2 separate regions of the Homo sapiens genome follow, and region 2 is linked to region 1. Evidence: read pairs that join two places in POLR2A ChIA-PET (ENCODE). Cell type or tissue: MCF 10A. All regions are shown on one strand.

Region 1 (5,000 bases):
ATAGAATGCAAATGGATGCCAAAGGATTAATACTACACAGCTAAATTAGCTAATAAAATGTGAGATAAGGTTACACTTTTTAAAAAATAAAATAAAATATGGGTGGCTTATTTCCATACATAAAATTTATACTGATTTCACATAATCATTAATGATAATAATTTTTAAAACTGACAGTTGTTATGTATACCACAAAATTAGGGTCTTTTATCTGACTAAATAGCAAATCATTTCCTTATCCCAAAGGTTAAGAGACATCTGGTGTGTGAGAGCCCTAGAGTTACTCAAAGCATAAACTAAATAATAAAAGTTTCTTGTTTTTATTCCTCTTCTATGTAAATGATCATTCATTAAGCATTTGGTCATAGTAGCAAAGCTGTTTGAGAGATACATTATTAAAATTACTGGTCTCAAAAGAAATTACTGGACAATCTAAAGGTTATGGCATTTGCTTTTTAAATTCTGCAACAACAAATTATGTCTTATTTTGCTGCTTACAAATGATTGTCCATGTTATTGTCTGTTCAAACACAAAGTTTATTCAGGATAAATTATTTCTACAGTGAATTGGGTTATTCAATTTGCTTAGATTTTTCACCTTTTAAAAAGCAGCATTTATTGCCTCCTAGATTTTTTACCATGTACATTATTGTTCAATTGCTTAAGACTTTGTTAGTATGACTAAGGCCATGAGCTACCATAAATTATCTGCAGACCAATTGTGTTTTGAACATAGTTAATTCATGGTTTACATAATTCCTGAGTATTGGTCACAAGTGTCACAATTAAATTTTGTCCTTTAAATAGCAGGTAGATGTATTACTAAAATGGCTGTAATTCCAATAAGATATAAATTATCTAACTGGCGAGAGAGAACCAAATATTTAGTTCTGTGTTACTGTTTGCTATGGTTTACATGTTTGTCCTCTGAAACTCATGTTGAAGTGTAATTGCCAGTCTAACCGTATTAAAAGGTGGGGGCCTGTAAGAAGTAATTAGGTCATGAAGGCTCTATACTCATGAATGGATTAATGCCATTATTGTGGGAGTGTTAGTTATCTTGAGAGTAGGTTGTTAATAAGTGAGCCCAGCCCCTCATGCTTTCTCTTTTGCGCATGATCACTTGCTCTTCCATCTTTCCACAATGGGATGATGCATCCCAAAGACCCTAACCAGATGCTAAAGCCATGCCCTTTGATTGCCCAGCCTCCAGAACTGTAAGATATAAACTTCTTTTCTGTATAAATTACCTGGTGTGTGCTATTCTGTTCTAGTAACAGAAACTGGACTAAGATAGTATTGTTATCAATAAATAATTTACCTTGACTCTCACAATTTTGGAAATGTTTTTTATTTTCCCTAAACTTTTAAATTCAGAAACGCCTAGGGAGAAGAGAGAGGCCATGACTATTAAAAAATAAGTTATTAGCATAAACTCCACTTGTGATTTTATACAAACTGACTGGCAAGTCCGAATAAAGTATAGCTTTAGATGCTAATCCAACAAACTAACTAATTCGCTTCGAATACTTCTGAAAAGATCACAGAATGCCTTTTTATTCTTTTCTTCTTAGACCATACTCACCCTACAGATGCAGTTCAGGTTCCATCTCATTGATGCAGGCTCCCTTGGCAATCCCTGGTCACAGCAATCTCTCCAGACTTAACCACACTTACGTGTACCACTCTTTTTGGATATTAAATCAAATGGGGCCTAGTATTTACCAATGTTGACAGATAACGTCTTGTCTATCCAGTGACACTGAAGGCAGGCAAAATCTGCATTTCATATTATTTCTAATATATACTACCCACTGGAGTGCTGGGCCATTTGTTTTTTTCTTTGCTCCCTTCCATGAACATTTATTAACCAATCACCTGTTTGATAAGTACAAACACAGGAGAGAGGAAGAAATTTAAATAAACCATAGTCTGTGCCCTTGAGTCATTTGATGATTTTTGTCCCTCCTTAATTCTCGAGTCTCATGTTAACAGTCTTTTTTTAGCTCCAGACAGGCTTAACAGTATTTAATTCTTAAATACACTGTGTCTTCTCACTTCTGGAGTTTTGAGCTATTTCCTCTGTATCTAAGAATGCTTGGCCTCCTTGCTTCCATTCTACGCTCTATCCCATTTATTTCTGGCTTTGGTCTACTCTTACCTCACATGGTACTTCCTACAGGAAGCCCTCACTGATCTCCAAAGTGAGCTGACCTTCTTATCTGTTCCTCTGTACTGTTCCCAGCATCGCATTTTCAAAAATGAAGTATAAGTGCCTGTTTATCTGTCTGTCATTGGAGTGTATTATCTATTAGTACACATATGTGTCTCTTTTGTACTGAGTATGAGTCATGTGTATGTTTAGCTCCTGGTACACAGTATATATTTTCAAAATGTGTTGAATGAATGAATGTCACAAGGGTAAACATCACAATTCCTCCCCTTGAGGATATCACCATCTAGTGGGGGAGACAGTAATGCAGATAAACCATAATACAAGAAGTCAAGGTGTTAAGTTTCAGAATAGACACATACATTAAAAAGCTATGGGTTGGGGGGTGGGACGTTCGCCTGTAGTCCTAGCTACTCAGGAGGCTGAGGTAGGAGGATGACTTGAGTCCAGGAGTTCAAGGCTACAATAATGCAGTGAGCCACTATCATGCCACTGCACTCCAGCCTGGGCAACAGAGCGAGACCTTGTCTCTATAAGGAAAAAAGAAAAAGCTATGGGGGTCCAAAGTGGCTAATTTTGCCTGGTAGAGTCAGGCTTTTCACAAAGGAGGTGATATTCGAACAGCGTTTAGAAGGATTTCAAAGTTTGCTCGGTGGAAAAGAGGACAGCAGATCCTCCGTAATTAGCCACGTTAGAATGTTCCAGCATGCCTTTGTGTAGGTCTATAGTCTTGAGTGGTTCAAATCTTCCAAGTGCCTTTCAGTGCAAGAAAGATAGAAAAGAATAGAATATGACCACAAATGAGGGATCCAAGTAACTAGAACAGTGGAAAGGATTGAATTTGAAAAAAAAGATTTTAAAATGCAAGGATTATATATAAGTCAAATTAGTGGCTACTAGCAGGACAATTAACACTGACCGCATCTGCTGGAAAGAAATGGCATCAAGAAGAATAAAACACCCAGTCACCTAATGCCAGGCAATGTAAGGAGGGGAAATTGGAGAGCTTAAGAGAGGGAGACCCTGAGCAAAGCACTCAAGGGAAACTTCCCCTGCTATGGCATCTAGTAGTCTGTGAAGGTTTCACCAAGGGGGAACAGAAAGTCAACCTTCAACACAAATCTAGAGTCCAGTGTAAATGATCAAGTGCATCAGGGGGAGCTGGGCTGGGAACACATCTTGACTCCGGACCTACAAACCCTTGTCCCTACCCTGCAGCTCCTTAGACTGCAAGCAAGACGTGAAAAGTGGTATCAGTGAAGAAAATGAACCCAAGGAAACATTTCTCATATTTAAGCAAACTAAGAAATGTTGCTTAGTCCTTACATTCTACAGGAAATGAAATTTGAGAAAATTTAAAATCACTCAGGCCACCTCTCTAGACTCAGCCCCAACCGTAGTGTCACACTTCACATTTTAGAAACCGCTGCTTCTGTTTCTTTGTACACACAAGTTACTGCTGCCCCCCAAGCCTTTTGTCATGATGTTTCTTCTGCTAGGGTATTTTTTTCGTTTCTCCCTTACGCCCTTGTCAGCCAGCTAAAATCTATTCGGCTTTCAAGACTCAGCTCAGATATTACCTCTTAAAAGTCTTTTCTGAATCCCAAGGCCATGGTTTTTGTTCCTGCTCTGTTCTCTGGTAATTATTCCTGCTTGTGTATTGGTAACCCCTACCTTCACCAGTACTGGGTCTTACTTATATTGATGTTCTTAGGGCCTCCAGCCATTCATAGCACCTAATGGGTACCCAGAGAATAGTTCTTAAATGAGTGAATAAATTAAAGAAGAAACAAAAGTGTTATGGGGAGATTTACTAGGTAATATGATTAGAATTATGCTTCAGGAAGACAAATCTGGCAGCAATGTGTAGGATGGTTGAGGTGGGAAGCCCAGACGCAAAGGCAGGAAGACCGAAGAAGCTATCGAAACAGCTCAATGAGGAGGTGGAAATGAGGATATCAGGAGAGGATCAATCCAAGAGATATTTTGGAAGTTAAATCAATAGAACTTGGTGGCTGACTAGTGAACAAGCAGAGGAAAAGAATATTTATCCTTTCTGTTCATAGCTTATCCACCAAATGTGATAACCATTAACAGAAAGAAAAGAGTCTGTAACAAGGTACTTTGAGGAAGGGACTGAAGGAATAGAGAAAGATAACAAGGAGATAGTAACATATTCAGAAAATAAAAAGATCAAAGAGGAAGAAAGGGATCAGGAGGTTGCAGCTTCACTGAAGCTAAGGTTTGGGAAAACTGTGAAGAAAGTGTAGTCCAGAGTAAGGAAACCACAGGGAAGGTGCTGGACGGAGCTATTTTATTCACAAACCACAAGGCAATGGCTTCTCATATTTGTGGTCTTAGTTTATATACAACTCCAACCAGCAGTTTCCCCTTCACCTAACCTTCCCTCGATTTTCCATTATGAAATTGTTGATTGGAACTTATCACTCGGCTGCTAAACAACAAGGGGGGCATTCTTTTATTTCAAAGAATCTTTTAAGAGTCTATTTCAGTTGTGCTAAAAATAAGAAAACAAGAAATACTTGGTCACCTGGGGCATATTTTTATGTCCAAATGAAGTCAAAAATATTTAAACAATTTAAAATATCCAGGTAATTGGTCTAATCTCATCTGAATTATGCTAGAGAAAAAGACAATCAGAGAAATAAAAATGCTTTTATTTAAACAAGATACATAGAATAGAGCAAATTTCCTTGATCAAAAGTTTCTCTTGTTACTAAGGTCATATTATATCAGGATTAGGTTCACCTACAATAACAGAAAACTCAAAATAGCAGTGACTAGAACACACACAGATTTCTTTTGT
Region 2 (5,000 bases), 500 kb before region 1:
CTAGAGAGATACAAAATTGTCTCAAGGTCACACTGGAGGATGTAAAGCAGCTGGGTTTGAAATCTTACTGATTCTGAAGGTAGGACTTTGAACTACCCAGCTTTTAACCATATATATGTTTATATGTGCACACACACATATACAGAAACATATATGAGGAATATAGAGATTGTATTATATATATAATATGATTTGTTTTTATACACACACACATACATATACATATATAAGGTGGTTATATGGATTATATTGTAGGGAGGCAAAAATCACCTCTACCCTCTTAGGGTTTTTTGGCTGGGCCTAGTAATTAAATTGACGTAAGATAGATCAACAGGAGAAATGCATACATATTTATTTAATATAACTTTTACGTGGCACTGGAACCTTCATGACAAAATGAAGATGCAATTAGAGTTGAACACTTACATTATATGCAGAATTGGGCAAAGATGTGGCAGGACTAGGGTACTTAACTAGGTAGAGAGGGACAGGGAAGATGAGGATTGGCTTGACAGGGTTTGTACAGATTTCCCTCAGCCTCAACTTTTTGTCCTTGATGATAAGCATGACACTTTCCTTCTGGTATTGGGAGACATCTTTTACACAGGAATTTCATCTCCTGCTTTTAAGAAACGGAAGGGCAGAGTGATCTTCTTGCACCTCTGTTTTTCAAGTGTTCTTAACTCAAAAAAGTCAACATGCTGGAGCGGCATATTTTGGGTTCATGTGATCTTAACTCCTTCAATATTACATATACACGTATAACATGATATGGTTTGGATCTGTGTCCCCACCAAATCTCATATCGGATTGTCATCCCTACTGTTGGAGGTGGGACCTGGCGGGACAGAATTCAATCATGGGGGTGGATCTTTCATGAATGGTTTAGCACCACCACCTTGGTGCTGTTCTCATGATAGTGGGTGAGTTCTTGCGAGATCCGGTTGCTTAAAAGTGTCTGGCACTTCCCCTTCGCTCTCTTGCTTCCGCTTCTGCCATGTAGGAAGCTGGACCCCCTTTGCCTTCCACCATGATTGGAAGCTTCGGGAGGCCTCCCCAGAAGCAGAAGCCGCTATGCATCCTGTACAGACTGCAGAACCATGAACCGCTTTTCTTTCTTTCTTTCTTTTTTTTTTTTTTTTTTTTTGAGACAGAGTCTCACTCTGTTGCCCAAGCTAGAATGCAGTGGCGCAATCTCGGCTCACTGCAGCCGCAATCTCCGCCTCCCAGATTCAAGCAATTCTCATGCCTCAGCCTCCTGAGTAGCTGAGATGACAGGCAGTGCCACCATGCCCGGTTAATTTTTGTATTTTTAGTACTGATGGGGTTTCGCCATGTTGGCCAGGCTGGTCTTGAACTCCTAACCTCAGGTGATCCGCTCAACTCAGCCTCCCAAACTGCTGGGATTTCAGGGTGTAAGCCACCGCACCCAGCCTAAACCTCTTTTCTTTATAAATTATCCAGTCTCAGGTATTTCTTTATTGCAATGTGAGAACAGACCAATACATATATCCAGACAGATTACAACTTTTTGACTTTATGATGCATTTATTGGGAGGTAACCCCATGGTAAGTCAAGAAGCATCTGCACACGGGAGGGGATGTATGTAGAGCTATATAAAGGTTGCAGGCCCCTCCGTGAATAGGGAGGCCATCTGTATTCTTTATCTTTAAGGCACCATGCCTGTCTCTGCTGCTACCTACTGATTTAAGGTTTGAATTTCACAGGGCAATCCTCTGTCCAGGTCTCAAGGTAGGAGGCATTGGGGTACGGGGCCTCACTACTGCCTCCATAAATCAACAACATAGACTGTGAGTCTAAGGAATTCGGAGAAACAATCGTCTTGACTTAGGAACTAAAGAAACCTATTCCTACTCCCCTGGCTGCTTCGCTTGGGCAGGAGGCATAAGAGGTCTGAAGTCTCTGCAGGAGGCAGAGCAGGGCAGGGGGTAGGGACTAGCCCCATAACTTTTCTCCCTCTGCCGCTGATGACCAGGCCATGTCTGGTCCTCCTTCAGTGGCAAGCCAGCCCCTCCAACCCCCTCCCGGGCCTATAGTGGTGCTTCAGCAAATGCAAATGATTCTCCAGTACCTAACCGGGTCTTCAAAACTCAGAAATCTCCTACAGGGCATGACCACAGCTAGAGACTAAAGTAAGGAGGTCTCCATGGATGCACTGGGTTCTAAACCATCCTTTAGGAAACTGCTGCTTTGTGGAAATAAACGCCACGGTCCAACCAACCAGTTGAGGATAACTGCGTGTACACAACATGTGTAAGGAATGGAATCGCCATGTCCTACTCAGGACTTATTACAAGCACTCCTAGCCAGTAACTTATTGCGAAGAACTACAAGACAACCACAGCGGGTGGCTAACCTCCTGGTAGATCGTGACCTCCGATGGGGTGTGACCCAGGAAGGCAGCTACTGTACTGGGAAGTAAGGATCAATGGGTACCCTGGCCTGAGATGCAGCCAGGAAGGCTGGGCACCTACCACACGAGGGCGCTGCGGACCCAGGAATGGAAGCCGACCCAGCCGCGCTGTGCTGAATGGACCCTGGCTCTCCAAGTATCTTCCGTTCAATTTTTTGTGTGTGAGAGCTAAAGAATTTAAGATTTCCAAGACACATAACGGTGGCAATTCTGCGTCGTTATTATGACAGAAGGCAGGGAGTCTGACAAATTCAGTTAGTCATCTATTCTCACTGTTAGACAACCGCAAGGCCGCGTTTAAAAGAGCAAATTGTCTGGATTCGTAAGAATCGTCCGCAACACCCCCAAATGCCGGCTCTAGTTACTTCCTAAAATATTAATCACCACCTATAATCATATATATTCTCAACCTAATCTGATCATTGTCAGCATTTTGGTGTAAAGCATTATTTGCAGTAAAAAAAATACTATGCTAATTAAGTTTAAATGCAATTATTAATTCAGTTATTTAAAATAATAAATTATATACTATTAAAATAAATTTAATAATGCATGAAATTAAAATTTCCATTACATTCTACTAGACATACAAAGAGTGAAATACGCTATTCAGCAAGTTCCAGTGTCTTCTCAAAGGAAGACATACACGCGACCAACAAGCACATGAAAAAATCCTCAATATCACTGATCACTAGGGAAATGCAAATCGAAACCACAATGAACTACCATCTCACACCAATCAGAATGGCTATCACTAAAAAGTCAAAAAATAACAGGTGGCGAGGCTGTGGAGAAAAGGGAATGTTTATATACTGTTGGTAGGAATGTAAATTGGTTCAACCACCATGGAAAGCGATCTGTAGATTTCTCAAAGAACTTAAAATAGAACCATCATTCAACCTAGCAATCCCATTACTGGGTATATACCCAAAGGAATATAAATCATTCTACCACAAAGACACATGCACGCGTATATTCATCACAGCACTGTTCACAACAGCAAAGACATGGAATCAACCTAGATGCCTATCAACAGTGGACTGGATAAAGAAAATGTGGTATACATACACCATGGAATACTATGCAGCCATAAAAAAACACAGATTATGTCCTTTGCAGCAACATAGATAGAGCTGGAGGCCATTATTCTGAAAGAATTACTGCAGGAACAGAAAACCAAATACAACATGTTCTAATGTATAAGTAGAGGCTAAATGTTGAATACACATGGATACAAAGAAAGGAACAACAGACACGGGAGCCTACTTGAGGGTGGAGAGTAGGAAGAGGGTGAGAATTGAAACACTATAGGGTACTATGCTTATTACCTGCCTGACAAAATAATCTGTACACCAAACCCTCAGCAACACACAATTTACCTATATAAAAAACCTGCACCTGTACCCCTGCACCTAAAATAAAAGTTGGAAAGATAAAAATAAATAAGTAAATAGGTAGAGAAAAAGATTCCGGGGTCTTCCCTAAACACAAAATCAGCTCGAGACGCTTAGTGCGCCCCCTGCTGGTAATCAACCTTTCCGCAGTCTGCCGAAATCCAGGCCCCAATGACATTTACTTAGAGTGATGGGATAAAACTATGGAGTTTTCAAGATGAAAGAAGCAAGGTAAGGAAGAGGAAAAGGCAAGGAGAAAGGGGAGTACTATACATAAGGGTTCAGCTCTGAGGAAATAATCCTGAGGATTTGCTATGAATGAACGTGTGCACATCTTGTAAATACTAAATTAGGACTAGAGGGTTTTCCATCACAAGCAGCACCCAGAGAGAGAAGTGAAATAAGGGTGGGGCGGGTGGGTGTTGTGGAACACACAACTGAGGGTGTTTGTCTGTTTGAAACCTTCATAGATCCATGTAGGCATTTGCCAAGCAAAAAAATTGGATGTATGAAACTTAAAAGTTGACTACTAATGGAGAGTCTCCCTCCCTTTTTTCCTGTCTCTCTCTCCGTAGATGCATACGAATGTGTGTACACACACACACACACACGCACACACACGGGTCTATATAGACACACAATTGCATGGCTATATCCACACAGACAGAGGAAGTAGATACAGATGTGAAGAATATATATCTCTACCTATATAGTCCATCTCTCTATGTATAGCCAGAGAGAGTGCACAGTCAGGTGAGAATGGAGGCCAAGGTGAGTTCTTAAATACCAGCTGACCACAGAAGTATAAGACCGCTGAGAGTGAGGTGGAAAGAGCCTGCATGGCCTGCCGTGGCAATGGGCTATGAAAGACATCACTTGTAAGACCACAGATCAGAGCAGCAGTTCAAATTAGATCCAGGCCACCAAGCCTTTGGGATTCTGTTCCTTGAGCCTCCTGCCACCACCATCCCAGCCCCTTCATCTGCTTAATCTCTGTCGCAGGACTGGCGCCTCACTTTCACTGCTCCTGGTTTTCTACTCATGTGTTTATAATATTGTGTTGTACGCACAATTGTTAGAAACAACTTTAAACTATTTTGTGATAAGTCGAGGGAATATGTAAATAAGACTATTCTGTTTCTAAATCCATAGCAATTTTTCTGACTTGATA

What was found. Peaks named below come from ENCODE experiments on the same cell type or tissue, not always from the same donor. Only the 100,000 strongest peaks of a DNase experiment are listed, where the experiment ranks them.
Region 2: POLR2A ChIA-PET joins it to region 1 with 8 read pairs; 6 of 35 experiments call an interaction of 5 or more read pairs at or near these places.

The regions. Positions count from the first base shown.
Region 1 is chr1:220,278,693-220,283,692 of GRCh38, reverse strand. No RefSeq gene overlaps it. Among named protein-coding and RNA genes, the nearest start is that of RAB3GAP2, 8.7 kb to the right of the region's middle. In MCF 10A, a CTCF peak has its summit at 2,442 (motif pointing left); a DNase peak (open chromatin) is centred at 2,442.
Region 2 is chr1:220,774,395-220,779,394 of GRCh38, reverse strand. All of the region lies in intron 4 of MTARC2 (mitochondrial amidoxime reducing component 2), which reads right to left. Among named protein-coding and RNA genes, the nearest start is that of MTARC1, 10 kb to the left of the region's middle. RefSeq lists a silencer at 3,882-4,036. In MCF 10A, CTCF peaks have their summits at 2,503 (motif pointing right) and 3,945 (motif pointing left); DNase peaks (open chromatin) are centred at 2,504 and 3,934.